Linked DNA regions of Homo sapiens: regions 2, 3, 4, 5 and 6 are each linked to region 1. A link is a contact called in ENCODE Hi-C or POLR2A ChIA-PET data. All regions are on one chromosome and are shown on one strand. Each heading gives the region's core, a stretch centred on a gene start or an enhancer-like site at or near the end of the contact. The rest is flanking DNA. Distances are from core to core; before and after follow the strand shown. Region 1 holds the start of HIVEP1 (HIVEP zinc finger 1). Region 2 has its middle 100 kb from the start of LINC02530. Region 3 has its middle 74 kb from the start of EDN1. Region 4 has its middle 120 kb from the start of TMEM170B. Region 5 has its middle 46 kb from the start of EDN1. Region 6 has its middle 93 kb from the start of ADTRP.

Region 1 (3,400 bases), core at 228-2,727:
AGCCGGGGTCACACCTTGGTTCATGCTAATTACTCCCTCTTCCCCTTTCACGCTCTCCCCTCTTCCCTGGAGCCCGGTCCGACGACCAGCCCCGCACCCCCCTTTTCTGTCCCCGAAGTCCCCTCCCGGGTTGGCCCTATAAGCTGTCAGGCTGGCAGGCAGGGGTTAATTGCGCTCGCAGCTTCGGCACTGGGAAGCACCAGCGGGGCTTTGGAGCGGCCTCTGGAATAACCTTGGCTTTCCTCGCTCTTTTAATAGAACATCCGCCACCAAAAAGTGGTTTCAGTTCAGGGTTAACATGTCCCCTTCCACTCTCCAAACCAACACCCTGCCCCCTCCGTTTTTTTAAAAGTTGTTTTTCAAAGTTAATGAGTTTTAAGTTTCACAATGACTTTCCCCTTCCTTCTACGCGTTGCTGAGGAAACCCCCTTGGGGTCCCCCCCCCCCCCCGCCTCCCCCTCCCCCATTCTGCCCGGGCGAGGGGCGGGGCCGGGAGACCCCATGACGTCAGCGGCCGGCCCACATCCTGCTGTAGAAAGTAAAGAGACGGTAAAGAGAAACTACGGCCCCGCCCGTCCCGTCCCTCTTCCCGGACCAACCGCCCCCAACTGAGCGACCCCGCCAGGCCTTCCCGGGGCCGCGTGACTGGCCGGGCCCGCCCCTCCGCCCCCGCCGTGTGCTGGTTCCCCAGGCGTCGCGACCCAGGGCTCCCGCCCCCCGCGTCCCTAACCCCGCCCCTCCCCCCCGGGCTGCGCTGCCACCTCCTCCCGCGTCCCCCTCCCGTCCCTGCGGCGGCTCGGCCGGGCGGGGCGGGGAGGGGCGAAGCGGCGGGTAGGTGGCGGGGCCGGCGCGGTCTGGGGCCCGCCCCGCCGGGGAGACCCGGGGCACTGGCTCCGGGTTCGTGCCGGGCCGGGCGCCCATCCAGTCCCTACACCCGGTCAGAGCTGGCGGCCGCGCCGGCCCAGCTGGGCCCCGGCGCCTGGGCGTCCCGCGCCCCTCGCCCCGGCCTCAACCCCAGCCCCCGCGGGGACGCCCCCTCCCCCGCCCACGCGTCGCCGCCCGCGGCCTCCCCTCCTCCCGCCCCCGGGGATCCCCTGCCGCCCCGCCCACCCGCGGGAAAGCCTCCGACCTTCGCCCTGCCTCCCCCGCGCCGCCCGGCCCGCGTTCCTCCCGCCGGCCCCAAAGACGCTAAACGTGCCCTACTCTGCCCCGGGGGAGAGGTAAAGCCCGCGCCCGTCCTTCCCGCCCCGGGCCCCGCGGCCCCAGGGTCTGTCCGCCCGCCCCGCCGCGGCGCGCGCCCCCCAGCCCGGCTGCCCGGCTCCCTGGCGGCCGCGATCATGCCGTGGCTCCGGGCGCCGGCGAGCTTCGCCGCCTCCTCCGCCCGGCGGCTGCGGCCCCCGCCCGCGCGCCCCGCGCTCCCCCCCCCGCCCCCCGGCCCGCTCCCCTGTTTAATATTTCAGTGCTGGGTGGTGTGAGCGCCAGTCGCCGGCCTTCAGCGTGGCGGCTGCTGGGCGGCGGCAGGGTGGCGGACGGAGCGGGGGACCGGGGAGCGGCGGCCGCCGGAGGAGGTTATGTTTGTGTTTGGGGTTGTCAAGTGAAGGAGGGATCCCAGGCGCCGCCGCCGCCGCCGCGCGGGGGTCGCGGAGATCCCGAGCCGCGGCCGCCGCCATCAGCAGCGCAGCTCCAGGGCCGGCTGCAGCGGCAGCGGCTCCGCCGGGCGTCCTGGCAGCAGGTTCGGCGCGGGCTCCGCGGCGGGGGCGCTGCAGCTGGGGAGGGCGGCGGGGCGGAGGGGGGGGGGGGCAGGAGCACATCCCTTCGGCGGGCGGGGGGCGTGCGGGCGCGCGTGTGTGTGTGTGTGTGCGTGTGTGTGCAACCGCCGACCTTGCAGAGGGGATGGCTGCGTGCGGGAGACCCTTGGCACTTCTGGGCGCCCTCGCCGCGCGCGAGCCGAGCAGGTACAGAGGGACCCAGCCTCCCCAGCCGCCTTCCAGCCGCAGACGCATTTTGCAAGAGGGTGGGGGGTGAAAGAGACCAGGCCTCGGCATCCCAACCTCCCGGCTTTGTGGGTTTCTTTCCCTTTCGTTCTTTGCTCTAAGTGCCTGTTTACTCCCGGCCACCTGGGTAGTTTCTTTCCGGGTTGGGAGTGCGCGCCAGCTGCAGTTGGGAAGGGGGCGGTGGGTTGGGGTGCGGGTCGGCTCGGGCTCGCCTTGGGGTCGGGCTCGGGAAGGAGTTGCTGGCTGGAGAGGGGAGGGGGCGGCGGCGGAGCAGGCGGCGAGGAGGAGTCTCAGGGCTGCCGCGCTCGCCTCATCTCGTCCTCCTCCTCCTCAGCTCTCTGCATCCACTCCAGGCTCCTTCCTGAGCTGGCACTTCCATTCCCCCCCTCCTCCTGGCATGCGAAGCGCTTTGTTCAGTGCAGCGTTGCAGAGGGGTTTTCCCAGGCTCCGCCCTCCACATTCATTCATGTTTTTTCTCCTTGCAACTGTCTTTACGCTTTTTGATCGTGTCATGTTTTTGCTCCATGTAGTATTTATTTCTTTCCCGTAAAGGAACGGTTTATCACTCGTCCTAGTCGCTACAATGCTGCTGTCTTTGGAAATACCCACTTCCCCCCACAAGGATTTAAATATGGGATGGACAGCTAGGGACAGTGGGTAGGCAATGAACGGGGTAGCAGAAAGCCTTTACGGACAGGGAATGTGCATATTTTACATTTATGCTCCGGATCCCATGGGATCACATGATTGGATTACAGTCAGAGTTCACGCTTTAAAAACTTCCAAATATCGTTACCATTTAAAAGCTTTAAGTTTAACAACGAACGTAGTTAAGCATTCATGCAATTTATTTGGTTCAGCTGTGTCTCAATTCTTTATTGAATCAGAACCTTCCTGAATTAGATAGTGGATGTTTCTTTAGAGCAAGGAGCTGAGAAACCCTATCTTTTATAGATCACTTAGCACAATGCTAGATGAAATACTTAGACCATCATTTTTTTTTGTATTATTTTACCATGTAGTTAAAAATTGCAAATAATTTTGTGCTGAGCTGACATACAGCCAGATCAGGGATAAAATACTGAAGTTAATCGTGGCCTTCTTTACCTTCTGTTTCTTTGCTGTAATGAAACCATAAATTTCTAAAACCTTATACTGGGATGTTAGACACATTCCTTCCCATATAGGCTTTCTTAAGGAGAATTAATAGTTCAGCGTTTTTGTGTGACAGGCAAAGCGTCTACAATGTTTAGTTTAGTCCTTATAACAACCTTCTGATGTGGATAATATTTCCTAATTTTACAGTTGGGAAATCTGATCTTCAGAGAGGTTAAGTAACCTGAACAAGGCCACACAGTAAGGGGTAAAGCCTGGCTTTGAACCCACTCCGGTTTGACACCAAGATA
Region 2 (3,400 bases), core at 625-3,124, 470 kb after region 1:
CAGAAAGCTGATGGCTGCATCTTCCCCAGTGAGGGGTGGGGAGAGAGAGTGAGGCAAACAAAGCTCTAATTAGTGACCTTTTATTCCTTATTAGCAACTTGGACCAGAGCTTCATGAGTGAGGCTGTTGAAGGAAGCGTTATTGGAAAAAAGCATAAGGACAGCGAGGGAAGCAAGTATTGAGAAGAAGGCAGAAAGAAACCAGCTCACAATCTAGAACTTAGCTTTCATCATAAGTGTGATGGGGAGTTATTGGGATCTTTGGAGCTGGCTTCTAATAAGATGTGAATTACATTTGATGAAAATTATTTTAGCAGTTATCTTCAGAATGCATTTCAAAGAGGGATGCAGGAAGTCAGGCTAGGTGAGATTTTGATCATCTGAGTGAGAGCTGATTATATACTGTTGTTTGTAACAACAGGGGTGATGGGGAAGAAAGCAAGAATCCTGAAGATGTTGGCATGAAGACTGAACAGAACAACAAAACATGAGGGAAAGTGAAATGAAGAGACAAAGGTGATCCTGAATGCACAGGCACAGAGGGGCCCCCTATAGGACAAGCTGTTTCAAAGGTTACTTAGGATAATTTCTAAGAAGAGGGATAGGAAACAGTATCATCCACTGTTTTATAGTTTATTCTTGCCTGTCTTACAATGGTGGCAGAAGGTTACATGCTCCTATGACAGGTGTATAAATTAATCAGCACCCTAAGTTCCTGATTTCTTGCCCACCTATCAACAAAGATGTTAACGAGCTGCAGAACTTTTAATTTGCTAATGAAATACCATTCTGCATAGTTACAGCTTTAGCTTTCATGGTCTTTAAAATCTGTATCTCTTTACCACATCTCATCTTAAAGTGCGTAAAATTGTGCACTTCCTTTGTATTCATGAGAGTTCACACTACTCATAGTGTATTGTTTACCTTAATTACCAGATTATAGAACCAAATGAAGAGCTATTTTTAAAAGTAATAATAATAACAAAATATCAATACGTGCTCAAAGAGGAATATCCCAGCTTGGGAGTATGTTCTCTCAACCTTTTATAGCCAGACAAGAATTATGAAAATTTCTCTTCTCTGAAAATGTTAAGTTGCACTAGCTGACAGTCTATGCAGCGAAAAGAGGAACAAATTAGATACAGATGACCTGGTTTACTCTCTGAGCTTTGCCATTCTTTAGGATCCAAGACCTTAGGAGAGCTACACGAATATGTGAACAACACTTTCCACCTCTGCAAAATGGGATTTTGCTTGTAAGGTTTGTAGGAAATTTCTTTCTCTGGTCTAAGTACCAAGTGGCAGCTATTATTACTGTTACAGTTTTTGTTGTTCTTCTTATCGTGCCATTGGGCTATATGACATTTTTTGGAAAGGGCCAAACTCTCAGGTCTTAGATCTAGGCCTATTCCCTAACTCTAACTTCAGGTCACTTGATTTTTAAGGAAGGTTGAGAAAGGAACAGATTTATTTTGGTGAAAGTGCTTCATAAATTATAAAATGCTTCGAATGACAGCAGTCTTTTAATGGAAAAAATTTGTTAGATGTGCAGAACTTCAGATATAAAAGCAATAGATGGTATTGTACAGCAGTTAGGACTACAGTTGATGATCAATAATGACCGATTTGGATAAGAACATATTCAAGATTCTCATGTGTTTTATGGATTTGGACTGAAATCAAGAAGCTTCTTCCTCTGAGGAGAGCATCTCGTGGGTTCTTGGGCTCTTTTTCTTAAAGCAGTGGTTTCACTTTCCAGTTTGGTCCTCAAGCCATATGTCACCTATGGGCAGCAGCTCTCCTTTCAGATAAGCAGTCTACAAGCTGATATTTTTGGCAGAAAACCACCTTCTGGGTAATAGGTCTGGTATCTGGAGGATTCCTGTTTCTGCTGTCGTTCGCTGACCTCACCTCTCTTCTGTGACTAAGTCTGTATTCACCGCTGAAGTGCATGCTTCTTGGGGAGAAATTGTGGGTACTTCCGGTTCCCCCTGTGACTTTGTGACTTAAGCAGCAGAAGCATTTCATACCATGGGTACATGCTCCTTCCCATTACCTCCCTACTGACAGGTGCTGTCAGAGTTAGAAAGTTCTGGAAGCTCCTCAAAACATAGACTTAAAATAATAATTATAATTAATAATAGCAATTAACTTCCATCACAGGTTGAGTCACCTATAAGAGATTGCATGGTTAAGTTTCTTTTAAAGTCACCTCTTAACATTTCCTTACTTACTCAGCCTCACTCATCTTAAAAGGTAAGTCGCATTTAAAAGAAAATATTCTTAACTTGCGATAAGAGCAGAGAGAAGTTTTCCTGTCTTATATTTAATGCATGTAGATGACTGGTATTCACGAAGTTAATTTTTTCTTTAAGCCACAAAGAAAAAAAGTGGTGCATGTTTTCTAAAGAAGACCGGTATCTGTAATTGTGTCAATACTGATATTTTTGCTTTTAAATTCCTTCAATATTCAAAACGGTAGCTTATCTCTATGAAATGTTTCCTTTTTCCCTGTCCAATAACACATGGGTGGGAAGTTCAAACCTTTGTACTTTTTCTTTGAAGCAATTGCCCTAAGCCGGGAAAAGCTCTTTCATCAGCAAGAATTTTGAGTATTTTCTCTTTCCTCCTGATCAAGTTTAAGGTGTGTGCTCATAAACAAGATACGCAACTGTCAATAATCATCTTTTCAGCAAATAGAGCCAAAGTTAATTTATTAAACCCGGCAAGCTGCTCTCCTAGTTTTCTTCCCCCTGTGACATACTGTCCAATTATTTCACATTCTTGTAGTGTAAAATAAACACATTGAGTCTGTTGAGATACTGCTGTGGTTATTTATTTTTCAAAATTTAATAAGGAGGAGGATGACCTTTCCTCTTTGGACAGGAAACAAAATCAGACCTAACAGTGATACATTATCAATTTTCACAACCATGAAAATATTCCAGAAAACAAGCAGTTTTCTGTGCACTCAGGTGACTGCAAGCTGGCCAGTGAAGCCAGAAAGCCCAAATGCCTTCTAGATCTCAATTAACTACCCACTTACTTGAAAGGTTTTATTGACTATAATTTTGATAACGATGCATAATTATATCAACTTTCTTTCCTCATCGAATTCTACTACAAATCCCGGGCCGAAAGGGGCACATGAGTCTGTTCTTGATGAACAGACAGAAAAAAAGAAGACAGAAAAAAAGAACTTGAAGAGTCTGAAAACAGGTTTAGCTGAGGCATGTGCCATGGTAAATTTGCTTTGTGAAACTAAGCCAAATACGTTTATTTTCCTACATCTGCATTTCTCATAATGTCGCAGGTAACATAAACAGGTTCTCTCACCCAACACTGTAATAACGATGGAAATCAATGATAAAGTTAAAGACAACTACATCTGCATATACATA
Region 3 (3,400 bases), core at 269-2,768, 350 kb after region 1:
AGCAGTAGAGCTAGCAGAGACCAAGGATTGATTGATGATATAGAACAAGCTGCTGCCCAGTCTGGTCTCAAATACCGGTCCACAGCCTGCATGTGGCCCAGGATGGCTTTGAATGCAGCCCAACACAAATTCATAAGCTTTCTTAAAATATTATGGGATGTTTTTGTGATTTTTAAAAACTCTTCAGCCATTGTTAGTGTGTTTATGAGTGACCAGAGACAATGCTTATTCCAATGTGGCCCAGGGAAGCCAAAAGATTGGATACTCTTGATACAGAGTGTGAGAGAAAGAGGGGCAAGGGTGGCTGAGTTTGCAGTTCTGTGCACCTGGAGCAATGAGTTGCTCTTTACTTGCATGACAAGAACGAACAGAGGCAGCTATAGCCAGGAAGTACAGGAGAACAGAAGTGGATATGTTAGGCTGAGATTCTTAGTAGCTACCCAAATAGGGATGTTGAGTAGGCAGTTGGATACTTAAGTTCTGATATAGACTAGAAGTCCAGGCCGTAGATGTAAATTTGGGATTATTCTGCATACATATATATGTCATTAGCTAGAACTTTGTCATGTAGTCAGGCCATCTACAGCTGCAAAGAAGGCAGAAAAGGAGAATATGTACCATCTCCAACTTCCATCGAGAAAGGCAGCAGACAGAAAAGGATGGGAAGGTCTGCTGGGTCATTCAACCAACAATGTCTGTATTACCTAACTTCTCAGCTCTTCCTGTACAAAATAAGAATAATAAAGTCTACTTTATATGATTATGGTCAAAATTACATGAGATAAGCTATAGAAACAGGCCAGGAGCCATGGCTCACGCCTATAATCCCAACACGTTGGGAGGCCGAGATAGGCAGATCACCTAAGGTTAAGAGTTCGAGACCAACCTGACCAACATGGTGAAACCCTGTTGCTACTAAAAATACAAAATTAGCGGGGCGTGGTGGCACATGCCTGTAATCCCAGCTACTCTGGAGGCTGAGGCAGGAGAATTGCTTGAACCCAGGAGGTAGAGGTTGCAGTGAATGGAGATCACACCATTGCACTCCAGCCTGGGCAACAAGAGTGAAACTCCATCTCAAAAAAAAAAAAAAAAAAAAAAAAATAGGAAAGAAACATAGCTCCTGTTATAATAGGACCTTTAAATATAGAAGTTCCCCTTTCTTTCCTTTCTGTGACCTGAGATGTCATGGAAAGTCCTTCATTAGCTCACCCCATATATTTATTTTTGGACTTCCTCATTGAACAAAATGATGACACTGCTATTTTTATAATCACTACTGCCGCAAAAAACAGGAACTTTTTCTTGTCCCCCAAAACCACAGATTTTCCAGAGCCTCACTGGTCAAGCTGGGCTCTTGCTTCTCAGTCCCACTTTCTTCTTATCTCAGGGGTTCTGTTTTTAATTTGACATTTCAGTTTCTGTGCATAACCATGGTAGAAGGATTTCCAGATTCTTGGTAATCATTAACCAACTCAAGACAGGCATAGCCCTGCCCTGCCTCCCCCTCAGCTGAGGCCTTGCTGGAGAATGTCTGGGAAGGGCATTCACAGAGCACGGAGACGTCCAAAGCCGCATGGAGGGTGCCTGGTGAAAGGCCAAGTGGGGGCCGAGTGTGGCCATGCCATGGGACAAGGTTGAAGAGAGCCTAATGGCATCTGAGGAAAAAGAACTCTAAGGAAGCTATTCTTGGGGAAACGGAACATTCACCCCCAAATCTGGCCAAGCACTGTGCAGTAGACTTCTTAGGCTCCTTCTCAGCCTTATCGTTGACTCGATATTTACTTTACCCTCCCTTCCCCCTGTGCAGGGAGAAGGCCGAGACGTTTATGCCTATAGAGCGGGCCATAAAATCTTGACTCTTAGATAATATCATTTTATCATTCTTTGTAGTAGGAAAACAATAAATATTTTAAAATATGTTTGTCTGTGTTTTCAGACTTAGTGGCCAACCTGTGTGTGTGTGTGTGTGTGTGTGTGTCTGTGTGTGTGTGTGTGTGAGAGAGAGACAGAGAGAGAGAGAAAGAGAGAGAGAGAAAGAGAGAAAGAGAGAGAGAGTCTGCTAGGCCTGCCATAACAAAATACCAGACTGGGTGTCCTATATAACAGAAATTTATCTTATAGTTCTGGAGGCTGGAAGTTCAAGATCAAGGTGTTGGCAGGTTTGGTTTTTCCTGGGGCCTCTCTCCTTGGCTTGTAGATGCCGTCTTCTCCTGTGTCCTCACAGGGTCTTCCCTCTGTGTGTGTCTGTGTCTTACATCTCTTGTTCTTATAAGGAGATCAATTGTTGTGGATTTGGACCCACACATATGGCCTCATTTTACCTTAATTACCTCTTTACAGATTCTTTCTCCAAATACAGTCACATTCTGAGGTACTGAGCATTAGAACTTCAATATATGAATTTTAGAGGGACACAGTTTAGCCCACAACAGTGTGTGTGTGTGTGTGTGTGTATGTAACAGTGTATATACACACACATATACATACACGTAACATATATACAGACATATATAGTCACACACATATGCAGACACACACACACTGTTATGTGTGTGTATATATACAGTTATATACAGTATGTAAAAACCCATACTATATATAAAATATATATTATGTAGATTTTTATGTATACTTCTTATTACACACACATCCACACAATTCTGAGATACTGTCCAATTGTGCTTGAAACTTCCTCCTGTCTGCCTTGGGTAGCTTTCCCCATAAAGTAGACCTCACATTTCTCTGCTCTTCCGGACACTTGTTGTCTGCATTAGTTAATCTTTGCAAATTTCTCTGCAGGGCAGGCTCCCTTAACCTTCTAACCTCACCATGACTGTTAAGTAGGAACGGAATGGAGGCACTCTGCTCCGGGGAAACTTCACCAGTGGAGCCTGTAGGTGGAATCTCAAAGCAAAAATGCCTTCTGGGTGGGGGCTGGAAGGGGTGAGCGGCCTCCTTGCTTTTGTTTCTCTGGAATTCCTTTAGCAGCAAGCAGGAAAAGTGCCCGCAGCAGGGGACTCTCACAGGGTAGACTTCTGTTTAGGCTGAGGAAGCAGGGATCCAGCCAAAGACCAGGAAAACACCATGCTTCTGGGTTAAAGATAAACCAAGAAGGTATTTTAAAAGCGAGCTGCTGGTCCAGTGGGAACAATAGATAAGTTAAAGGCCTGGGGATGAAGCCAATTTCATCTCTGACTACTGTTGTTAGAAAACTATAAATGACATAAAAATTGGCAACAGTGGTCCACTTGAAAAGTTTTTCCAGACAATCTTAACTTTTCCTTTGGTTTATGGTCAAAATGGACAGAGACAGCTTATCTTTCCCAACAGTCCACACTTCACTCATTTGAGGTGACTTCTCTACTTGTCATTTACAAATTGGTCAACGTGTGTGTGT
Region 4 (3,400 bases), core at 421-2,920, 360 kb before region 1:
CTGAAGTCACCACTTTGAGAGGCCAAGGCGGGAGGATCACCTGAGGTCAGGGGTTCAAGACCATCCTGGGGAAAATAGTGAGACTACCGTCTCTAAAGAAACATTTTAACAAATTAGCCAGGCATGGAGGTGTGCTCCTTGTAGTCCCAGCTACTCGGGAGGCTGAGGCAAAAGGCTCACTTGAGCCCAGGATTTCAAGTTACGATTGTGTCACTGCACTCCAACCTGGGTAACAGAACAAGACCCTCTCTCAAAAAAATTTTTAAAGGAGGAAGTCATCAGTTATGTATATCACACAGATTCACTGGTGACTTTGCCACCTTTTCCATCCCTTTGAAGTTCTGCATCGCCGGTGGGAGGACGTTGGTCAGAGCAAGCAGAGTGTGGAGGCAGAAGCAGAGAGCGGAGGACCTCAACTCTCTCTCTCCCTGGGCTCTGCTCTAACTTGATAAGGGCCCACGGGAACATCACCTAAACTCTTGGGGGCCTGTGTTCATTTGTCTGTAAAAAGAGGGGCTTAAATTAAATGATCATTGAACCCTCCAAGCTCTTGCTGGGCTGTTTCTGGGGGCTCTTCTCTCTGGAGTATTGATTTGAATTTTGGTGCTGAGCCAGCCAGTGCACGAAATACTACCACTTTGCTCAGTCTCGTAGATGTTTTTCTGTATTTCCTATGTTCAGCATAAAGGGGGCCAGCCCACTACTGCCTTTAACATGAATTGCCCTTCGGAGTATGGAGCACGAGGCGAGCAGCGCTTGTCTCCGCTAATAGACCTACACATTTCCAGGAGAATTTTTTTTTTCTCCTTGCTACTCACAACACATCACTTGTTTATGTGAGGGTTTTTACACACAGCTGATTTATAAGGGATTAGATTTCTCTAAAACATAATCTGCGTTGGTTCTATTGGCCAGTTAAAATTGGTATCCCAGCACAGCTTGTTAAGACATTACATATCATTCCTCTTGTTTTTCTCACACTCAGGAATGATAGGTTAAGAAATATGATTCTAGTTCATAAAAGCCTGAGAGGGACTAACTGGGCTCTATTTATGTTTTATCCAAGAATGTGGAATTTGAAGCTTTTCTCAAAGTGAAAGTTGACCCACTGGACCCGTGTGCTTGGGCCAAATATGAGTATGAGAAACATTCTCAAACCTTTTTGGAATCCTAGGCCAGTAGACACTGAAGGGGCCTAAAGGATTTCTGGGCAATTCCTTCTCCTTCTCTCATGCCACAATAATTATTTGCACTTCTTGCCCTTCTTTTAGCTCAAAAGTGAACTCTGCATGAAGCATATTACCTTAGAGAAAATGTTCACTTAAAGAAAGCCACCTGTTCAGGAAAACAAATTGTCCCCAAGAGGCGTGGTGGAACGCAGGTGGGGAATTTTGTCTTCAATAAGGAGAAATTTAAATTCTCTATATTCTTAGAAATTTACCAAATTGGTTGCACTAGGGTTTTTTTTTTTTTTTTTTTTTTTTTTTTTTTTTTTTTGAGACGGAGTCTCGCTTTGTCACCCAGGCTGGAGTGCAGTGGCGTGATCTTGGCTCACTGCAAGCTCCGCCTCCCGGGTTCATGCCACTCTGCCTCAGCCTCCCGAGTAGCACCAGGGTTTTTAATATCCAGTTCAACCGGGAGACATTTGTACTCTGCGAAGGCTGAGGCGTCCGTGTAAATTTGGCCACCAGGTGGCACCAAATGTTTTCATTAGAAAAATTGCTGAGGGAAAGCCTGGTCCGCATTCTCTCTCCTAGTTAAAAGGAAAAAAAAAGAAAAAGAAAACCCTTTAAAGTGAGTGTTGTCGGTTCATTCACCCAAATTCAGGAAGCATGTGCCTTTCTTATTTGCTAGCGCTTTGGCAGTACACTGTGGCAGTTCAGGGTGAGTTATTTCCTTGAAGTTTGTTAAAAGGGAAACATGGATGAAATTCAAGACTTGAAACAAAGCTTTATTGGAGCTTTGCAGGACAATTAAAATCCAGTCTCTCAGCCAACAAACGGTTCCATCAACCCCCTTCTAGGCCTAGCAGGACACAGGATGCCCAAACAAAAGGCAGAACAGGGAGGCATGGCTGGGTTTTTCCTTTTATCATTTGCTGCACAATCTTATTCTTTCAGATCCCAAACCAGCTTTTATGGTCTGGTTAAAATTTTGTTCTGTTTAGAAAAGAGGGTATCCTAAAGCAATCTAACTGAGCAGGGGTTGTTGCAGAGGGACACCCGCCTGCTTTCAGATGTGAGTGCTGCTGGGGATGATGTCTTTCTGCCCCTGCTCATGGTCTCCAGAAGAAAGTGCTGGCACGCTAAAGATAGGAAAAACATTGGCCAATTTATTGCTAAATTTCAATTCTTAAGAAGTGTTTTTTTTTTTGAAGTAAAAGAGGTGTGCATTCATTTATTTATTCATTCATCCATTCATTTGATGAATATTTATTGAGTGTTCACTGTGCCAGGCATCGTATTTAGAAGCCAGGGGAAGAGTGGTAACCAAAACTACGTTCCAGCTTTGGGCTGCTTCTAGTCTAGAGGAAGAAGCAGATACTCGTCAAGCCACTCGCATGAATGTGCATCAACAAGCTGCGGGAGGTGCTTTAAAGGCAAAGATTGCTGTCCCTGGATGTTGTGGAGCTAATGAAGTTGACCTAGATTCGTGGAGTGATGGGAATAGGCAGTGTTCCCTAACGAGGGACCCTGGAGCTGAGATTTGAAGGATGAGGAGGAAGTAATTAGGCAAAGGGATGGGAAGAGGTGAGGAAGATTTAGGCCAGGGAATTGCAAATTCAAAGGCCATGGGAGGAGAGGGAGAATGACAAGTTTGAGTTCAGCGTTTGAGATGCAAGTGTGGAGGGAACTCAGTAAGCGAAGCAGGAATGGATGCAGTTACAGGAGTAAAAGCTCACCATGAGTTCTCCACTTTCCTCTGTGTTTGGTATACTTTTCCTCTGCCAAATGGGAGAAGAAAGGTCAACACACACACACACACACACACACACACACACTCCAAAACTCTATCAATTACCAGATCTCTACTAGTCGCCTGCTTTGATAGGTGGTCTGTGGTATGGTTGGCTTGGAGCCAGTGTCCAAATATTTGAGAAAAGTTTGGGCATTTTTCCCCCAGTACAGTAACCTGTTTAAATGGACACAAGTACCACTGGGGAAGGCTGAGAGGAAAAGTCACAGAACATACTTGGCAATTTTAGCAGAAAGTGCTGCCTTAAGCATCCCTATTTTCCCTTTAGTGAGGGGATGTGGGTCTGGGAACTGACTCGGTCTTAGACACGACCCCAAGTTTCTGATGTAATAGCAGCCCCCATTCACCAGACCTGGAGTTTTTTCAGTTACACGCCAAGTTAGGCCGGAAATCCTGCGATCAACTGGCCACACCCTAAGATCCC
Region 5 (3,400 bases), core at 237-2,736, 320 kb after region 1:
GTAGTCTTTAACTCTTTGAGGCAGAGTATCACACCATTATTCCTTAGCAATTTTGTCTTTGAGAGAAATAATCCCCACCCCAAATCATATTTGTTTTATGTCTCATTTTTCAACTTGTTGTATATTGGAATCTGATATGCTTAGCATCTGAAGTATGAGATTTACCATAACAAAGGTCAGGGGAAATTCTAGCCTTTGGATTCTACTTCTTGGTTTTGTATATTTAAAGTTTCAGGTACATCAAGTTTTTTGGAAGTGAATAATAAAACTTGAGAGGTTTCACTTATTTGCCTGAATTAGGATATTTATTCCTATGACAATTATTATATTACTCCTTCAATTCCAAACAGCTACCAGAAAGCTCCCAGGCAGGTATTATGCTTTTAGTAACTTATTTACTTAACCACAGAAATTGGCCCACTGTATGCTAATAGGCTGCTACTTTTGCTTCCTTTCTGGAAGGCCCCATGTGAAGTCCCAACCAAGAATTTTTTGCAAGTTGAGGGCCATCGTAGGTGAAGGGCCAGTCTGAAAGGGCCAGTTTACTGTATGCAGTTTACCAGCTGGTGATCAATGTGTAACTTTGATCAAGGGTTATCCTGGACCACTCTGCTGAGTACTTGTCATCTATTAGCTCAGATTCATTTTTCACAGCAGCCTTGTAATACACTTATTATTATTTTTAATACATTAGTATTATTTCCAGTATTTCCAGGTAATGAATGAGAGCCTAAGAGAAGTTAAATCATGGGCCGTAGCTCACCTAAACTAGTACATGGAGAGACGGAACCAAAGCTCTGTGGAGTCCAAAGCCCTTGTTCTCTTCATTAGACCCTCTTATCTCATGAGAGTAGAAATTTGACAAGCCACAGGGAGTGATAGTGGGTTTTTATCAGACCTTCAAGGCTCTTTAAAACACTGTAGTTAACATTGAGAAAGCAAATCTTCTGGACTTCCAGGGTTTCCCTTTGGTAGACCTGCCTCTTAAGGGTTATTCATTCTGACACCTGTTGGTGGGGACACATCTCAAAGGCTGGCTGAGCACACAAAGGAAGAGGTTTGAGCTGGTACCAGTCTCATCCAAGGTCACCTGCACTGGGAAGGGGGTGCAGACCTGTCCTATTCTGCAATTAACTCAGGGCTTTTGTTTTCTTTTCAACGGCCCAGATTTTTCAACTGAGCCATTTTCAGAGCAGCAAAGATGGGAAGGCCAATTCTTCCTGTCTTTGCTGCTCTGAAAAGTTCCTTATTTGTAGGTTTCTTTTTTTGTTTGCTTGTTTGAGATGGAATAAAGAAAGGCCTCAGTTCAGACTTACCACCCAGTGGGCCAAAAGAAGTAAAGTGACCCCTTTCCTTGCAGAGCCCTCCAGGGCAGAGCCTGGCTGAGGGCTGACTTCATCTCACATACCTACTGACAAACAAATAAACAAAGGAGGAGTTTTAAACTAGTAGCCATAACAAAAGTGCAAACAGAGAATTAGCTGGAAGCCAAGAAATCGCTGGAAGCTGCTTCTGCTGTCACGCAACACTGCTGGCCTTAAACCTAGAAGACTCCAGAAACAGTCCTTGAAGCCACAGCAGGCAACTAAATCCCACCCACTCAGCACCAGGCCAGAAAGATGACCCTCAATACAGTGGGGAAGAAGTGAGGGTTTACCTCCACACCTTCATCCCACGCCACTTACCTAAGTAGTGTTTTGGTGTCAGTTGCCAACTGATAAGGGCTTTCCCTTATTTCATTCCGCAGGGAAAATTGGTCTTTTAACAGGTGAAATAGGGAACTCCTCCAGTACTAATTTACTGTTGAATGTTTATTTCCTCTTGTGTAGTTCTATTTTATATATTTTCTCCTCTCAATTGATGAATTACGTAAGCAAGCACTGATGAGGCCCTTTTCATTCCAGACACTCAAATGACAACTCTGGCTACCCATGCTGGTTTCACTTAACTTCTTCACCTAGGTAGCTCCTGGTTTGAGTCAAACAACACTCAGAGATTTGTGGGCTATTCAAGCTCAAAGAAACACTAGAGAATTACAATATTAATAATAACTAACATTTATCAGATGCTTGCTATGGGCCAAGACTTTTGCTATGATTTTGTATTTTTGTTTGTTTGTTTTTTGTTTTTGTTTTTTTGAGACGGAGTTTCGCTCTTGTTGCCCAGGCTGGAGTGCAATGGCGCGATCTCAGCTCACTGCAACCTCCGCCTCCTGGGTTCTAGTGATTCTCCTGCCTCAGCCTCCCGAAGAGCTGGGATTACAGGCATGCGCCACCAAGCCTGGCTAATTTTTGGTATTTTTAGTAGAGACAGGGTATCTCCATGTTGGTCAGGCTGGTCTCGAACTCCTAACCTCAGGTGATCCGCCCACCTCGGCCTCCCAAAGTGCTGGGATTACAGGCGTGAGCCACCACACCTGGCTTGTATTTTATAATTTTATTTAAACCTCATAATATTCCTGATTATCTCTATTTAATGGAGGAGTGGGCTGGAAGTAAAGGAGTTAAAAACTCTCCCAAGCCCGTTCTTCCAACCCACTGTGGCAGAATCATTGCTTAACACTTCTTTTTTTTTTTTTTTTTTTTTTTTTTTTTTTTTTTTTTTTGAGAAGGAGTCTCGCTCTGTCGCCCAGGCTGGAGACAATGAGATATAGGCTCATTGCAAGCTCCGCCTCCTGGGTTCGCGCCATTCTCCTGCCTCAGCCTCCCGAGTAGCTGGGACTACAGGCGCCCGCCAGCACACCTGGCAAATTTTCTGTATTTTTAGTAGAGACGGGGTTTCACCGTGTTAGCCAGGACGGTCTCGATCTCTTGACCTCGTGATCCGTCCGCCTCGGCCTCCCAAAGTGCTGGGATTACGGGCATGAGCCACCGCGCCCGGCGCTTAACACTTCTTTACCCTCTCAATTTAACAGAAGCATGGGCAAGATGGATGACAGCCTAAGGTCACACAGAGAGTTACCACCACTTGCTTCTGGTGCTAATTGACTGACAAGGTCCAAAACCTCTGAGTTTAAAGCAATGAAAGTACATACATTCACGTGTCGCTTAAGGATAGACACACGTTCTGAGAAATTTGTCCAGCGGTGATTTCATTGTCATGCAATCAACACAGAATGTACCTGCTATTTACACTTACATTACTACGGTATATAGGCAATACTGTAGGCAATTAGAACACCGTGTTAAGGATTTGTGTATCTAGACAGAGAAAAGGTACGGTAAAAATACAGTATGAGGATCTCACAGGACTCTCGTGTATGCGGTCAGCATTGACTGAAATATCACGTGGCATCTGACCGTATTTACAATAACGGGAGGCAGTGGACACTATCTGACTCCTGAAATCAGATCACCTAGGTGACTCCTTCAAAACTGTGGATGTTTGGCTGGGCGTGGTG
Region 6 (3,400 bases), core at 282-2,781, 330 kb before region 1:
AATGTAGTTTCAAATATTAGATTAAATGTATAAAAGTTCATTAAAGATCAAAATGACAGATGATATTAGCAAACAACTTTAATGATAGAAAACACTAATTTTGAACCTGAATTAAGTGAAATGTTATCCCCCCAAAAAATTCCTTTTCCTCATTAGTATTACAAAAAAAGTACTCAATTAGTAGTATTATATTTTAAGTTTCATCAACAAAAATTTTGTAAAAATTTGTGTTATCTTCTGTAATATAAGTACCTATATAACATCATTAATTTTGCTTCTTGAAGTGAAAAGTCTAAAATATTTACTATCTGTACCTTTACAGGGAGAGTTTGGTAAATCCTGACATAGATTAAGTAACATTTTCATGGGTAGTCCATCTATTTCATTTCCAAGGACACTGTGGTCAGCAATGACCACTGTAAGTCAAAAACTTTCTAATTATCACTTTGTCTCTCCTGTACTTTTCTGTAAATGCATTTCATCTTTCTTTGGTAGTAAAAACTACCAAATGACCTATGTCACTCTGGGATCTCATATTCCCACCAAAATATCAATGTGGAATCCTCACCGTCATTTGAGGCCTACAGATGACAGCCACCATATAGCTAACATGCAAGAATGCTGATGCTCTCTTCACCAGTGAATTTCTCAATTGTGAAGGAAGCATCTTTGGGCCACCTTGGGATGTGGAGAGTAGAGGCAGGGTGTTCAGGGAACACATTATAAATGTGCTTCAACATTGTTGTATTCCTAAGACTCCAGATTCCTTCACATTTTGCCAAGGAAGTTCAGGCATGTCAATCTCATTAAACATAAGCCATGGTTGAGTCAATCTATCAACCAGGCAAACTGCTAGAGCCACATCTAGCTTCACGAGATAAAATATTAAATCCGGGGTTTCTGGTAAGTGCACTCACATCAATAAGTTCAATAAAATCCAGTCCACTTGTTATATTTCATTCTCCTTGGTCTAATACCCTTGGAATAAACTCCCACACATATTTTTTTCAGGATTCTACCACTAAAATTAGCATAATCTTACAACTGTTTTAGCATGTAAGTTATTTCCTCCTGGGTCAGACTTTGTACTTGCCCTTAGGGAACATGCTGAGATCGGGCCCTTATTATGGGTATAGTGAGAAAAGGAATGGTCAGAATGGGTTGATGAGAAGACGTATTTCATGGCAAGGCAACTGCCCCATTATTAAAGTTTATTCAAGAAGCAGAAGGCTGGTCTCTCCAGGTATGTGAGGATAGGCATCTTCTGCTGGCAAAGGAGGTCAGATGACTCAGGGGTTCAGAATTCTGAGCTTGCTATGAATCCATCCTGATGTCATTCTTTCGAGTCTAAGGGTCATTATCTTTTCTAGTTGATACCCAACCTTCACTTGAGAAACTTGAGAGTCTATAAATTCAAATTCAACTTTCAACTCTGAAATCTGTGCAATTAACTTTTGTGTCTTATTTTCAGCAAACAAGAGAAAGAAATGATATTCTTTCAGGACTGGCCTGGAAGCTTCTTAATTATCTATGACTCAAGCTCAGAACTTAAAGAAGCAGGCTTTTTTTTTTCTTTCTTTCTTTTTTCCTTATGCAAGTGCTTTAGGGCATTCAGAGGGAGCCATTCCATACTATCACCCGTGTAGTCATCGTAGCTGCTGCAGTAGTCAAATGCAGAGGACATTTGGTTCTTCCAAGGCTCTTGCTTTAGTAAGCACTTGAAAAGCAACCACAGGTAATAGTTTTATAAACTGTGATGTCACTGCATGCCACTGGTTACTGGAATTCCATTTGCCATTAGCAGGAAGTTCAGCACTGCATTCAAGATGAGGGACCCAGCCAAAGCAAACCCACAATTCCATTGTTGATGTTTGGTCCTACTGATTTGGGTTCTAGACCCCCAAGGAAAGGATAGCCACCTGCTAGTGTTTCTGAGGGGGTATGAATATTGGAAAACTACAACTGGAATCTTCTGCTACTTCCCTAACCATCCCTGCCAAAGTAAAGGAGTGAGGCTGGGCGATGATGACAGCAACGGTACGCAAACAAGAAGAGTGAGTGCCTTCTTCTTCTCCAGCCATCTGGTCTTCCTCCACCCACCACTATTAGAGGAGGCACACCTGGGGCCAGGCACAGTGGCTCATGCCTGTAATCCCAGCACTTTGGGAGGCTGAGGTGGGCGGATCACTTGAGGTCAGGAGTTTGAGACCAGCCTGGCCAACATGGTGAAACTCCATCTCTACCAAAAATACCATCTCTACTAAAAATACAAAAATTAGCCAGGGTTGTTGGTGGGTGCCTGTAATCCCAGCGACTCAGGAGGCTGAGGTGGGAGTACAGGAGATTCGCTTGGACCTGGGAGGCAGAGGTTGCAGTGAGCCAAGATTGCACCACTGCACTCCAGCCTGGGTGCAGTGAGACTCTGTCTCAAAAAAAAAAGAAAAAAGGAAAGAAAAGGAAAGACACACTTGGAGGGAGCTGGTAAAGCAGAAATGGGATTTGCAAAGTCAGCCCCAGAATCACAAAGCCAAGTATAGAAGCATGAGTTTGAGTTTGATACCGAGAGAATAGCTTAATAACTGGCTCACTAATAAAGTGCACTAGGATGAAGTTTTAGCCACTTTTTCATTTAGTACACTTGTAAGACATGGTTAGAGTCTGGGCTGTAATTAAGGATATAGGAGAGGACATATATTTTCCCTTGAAAAGAAAATATTATTGGTTTCCCTATGAAATGTTTCTTTTTAACGTAGTCTCTGTGGAGTCACTCATTTACACTGTGAGCATTATTTATTAGCTCACGGATTTATAGAATACAAGTCAGGATGCACCTTCTAGGTTTATGGTGTTTGCTGCTGGGGGATTCTGTAGAATGGGAAAGAAACCTCATTTAAGCTAAGTTATGTTTTCAGCTGTGCCAGTAGCCAATTTATTTGAAGTTGGCTAGAGTCTTAGTCAATTTTCTTTTGCCACAGTCCATTATTTATCAACAGAGGTCTGTGTTAAAGAGAGAAAGAGATGAAAGAAAGAAAAAGAAAGAGAGAGGAACATACATTTAAAAATATATAAACACTTCATCGCGGCTCCTTGATCCATTTTCACAATCTCCCAGGGATTTGGGGAGAGGGAAGGAAGTGTGAGTCCCTTGCTTTAGGCACTGATTATATAAGGTGAGATTAATTTTCCCACATCGTGTATGGAATCCATCTCCTTGCTTGGCAGTCATAGTTCTGCCTCACTTAAATCTATTTGCATCTAGCTAAGCCCACAGAGGAGGGTGTAGCTTAGAATAGAATTTTGCCTTTCCAATGCTTCTTTGGGAACTTTTCAGGATGATGATAAAGGAAATAATATGGTTAGCTTCAAACGTGCTCATAATTCTTCTGCAACAAAAATTGAA

What was found. A loop is a pair of places that touch in the nucleus more often than their neighbours do. ChIA-PET counts read pairs that join two places held with the same protein, here RNA polymerase II (POLR2A). Pooled maps may share reads with other maps.
Region 2: a pooled map shows a loop between it and region 1 (2.8-fold over the local background). The contact joins the enhancer-like site here to the promoter of HIVEP1 in region 1. A Hi-C loop is called at or near these places in 2 of 168 maps with a recorded cell type or tissue (ascending aorta and endothelial cell of umbilical vein) and 5 of 50 pooled maps. POLR2A ChIA-PET finds 5 or more read pairs at or near these places in 1 of 52 experiments (GM10248).
Region 3: a loop to region 1 is called in a map with no recorded cell type, with 9 times the contacts of the local background. The contact joins the enhancer-like site here to the promoter of HIVEP1 in region 1. A Hi-C loop is called at or near these places in 1 of 168 maps with a recorded cell type or tissue (GM12878), 18 of 37 single-sample maps with no recorded cell type and 6 of 50 pooled maps. POLR2A ChIA-PET finds 5 or more read pairs at or near these places in 1 of 52 experiments (WTC11).
Region 4: a loop to region 1 is called in a map of endothelial cell of umbilical vein, with 10 times the contacts of the local background. The contact joins the enhancer-like site here to the promoter of HIVEP1 in region 1. A Hi-C loop is called at or near these places in 18 of 168 maps with a recorded cell type or tissue (Caco-2, GM12878, IMR-90 and 12 more), 34 of 37 single-sample maps with no recorded cell type and 22 of 50 pooled maps. POLR2A ChIA-PET finds 5 or more read pairs at or near these places in 8 of 52 experiments (A549, BJ, HEK293 and 5 more).
Region 5: a loop to region 1 is called in a pooled map, with 6 times the contacts of the local background. The contact joins the enhancer-like site here to the promoter of HIVEP1 in region 1. A Hi-C loop is called at or near these places in 1 of 168 maps with a recorded cell type or tissue (PC-3) and 4 of 50 pooled maps. POLR2A ChIA-PET finds 5 or more read pairs at or near these places in 3 of 52 experiments (A549, PC-9 and Panc1).
Region 6: a loop to region 1 is called in a map of PC-9, with 8 times the contacts of the local background. The contact joins the enhancer-like site here to the promoter of HIVEP1 in region 1. A Hi-C loop is called at or near these places in 4 of 168 maps with a recorded cell type or tissue (PC-3, PC-9, colonic mucosa and 1 more), 2 of 37 single-sample maps with no recorded cell type and 2 of 50 pooled maps. POLR2A ChIA-PET finds 5 or more read pairs at or near these places in 3 of 52 experiments (BJ, GM12878 and MCF 10A).

What each region holds. Positions count from the first base shown.
Region 1 is chr6:12,010,835-12,014,234 of GRCh38, forward strand. HIVEP1 (HIVEP zinc finger 1) reads left to right here and starts at 1,478. Exons shown (of 9, transcript NM_002114.4): 1 at 1,478-1,732. RefSeq lists an enhancer at 1-73 and silencers at 403-1,312, 1,493-1,632.
Region 2 is chr6:12,482,042-12,485,441 of GRCh38, forward strand. No RefSeq gene overlaps it. Among named protein-coding and RNA genes, the nearest start is that of LINC02530, 100 kb to the right of the region's middle. RefSeq lists enhancers at 1,414-2,613, 1,653-1,732. Within about 2 kb of position 1,875, at least 7 of the 41 ENCODE cell types and tissues checked have a DNase peak (open chromatin) inside an H3K27ac peak, as active enhancers do; they include ascending aorta and endothelial cell of umbilical vein, where a contact is called at or near this core.
Region 3 is chr6:12,362,538-12,365,937 of GRCh38, forward strand. No RefSeq gene overlaps it. Among named protein-coding and RNA genes, the nearest start is that of EDN1, 74 kb to the left of the region's middle. RefSeq lists an enhancer at 1,079-1,398 and a silencer at 3,186-3,386. Within about 2 kb of position 1,519, at least 10 of the 41 ENCODE cell types and tissues checked have a DNase peak (open chromatin) inside an H3K27ac peak, as active enhancers do; they include GM12878, where a contact is called at or near this core.
Region 4 is chr6:11,654,066-11,657,465 of GRCh38, forward strand. No RefSeq gene overlaps it. Among named protein-coding and RNA genes, the nearest start is that of TMEM170B, 120 kb to the left of the region's middle. RefSeq lists a silencer at 1,609-1,778. Within about 2 kb of position 1,671, at least 6 of the 41 ENCODE cell types and tissues checked have a DNase peak (open chromatin) inside an H3K27ac peak, as active enhancers do; they include endothelial cell of umbilical vein and heart right ventricle, where a contact is called at or near this core.
Region 5 is chr6:12,334,867-12,338,266 of GRCh38, forward strand. No RefSeq gene overlaps it. Among named protein-coding and RNA genes, the nearest start is that of EDN1, 46 kb to the left of the region's middle. Within about 2 kb of position 1,487, at least 4 of the 41 ENCODE cell types and tissues checked have a DNase peak (open chromatin) inside an H3K27ac peak, as active enhancers do; they include PC-9 and Panc1, where a contact is called at or near this core.
Region 6 is chr6:11,684,265-11,687,664 of GRCh38, forward strand. No RefSeq gene overlaps it. Among named protein-coding and RNA genes, the nearest start is that of ADTRP, 93 kb to the right of the region's middle. Within about 2 kb of position 1,532, at least 3 of the 41 ENCODE cell types and tissues checked have a DNase peak (open chromatin) inside an H3K27ac peak, as active enhancers do; they include PC-3, PC-9 and mammary epithelial cell, where a contact is called at or near this core.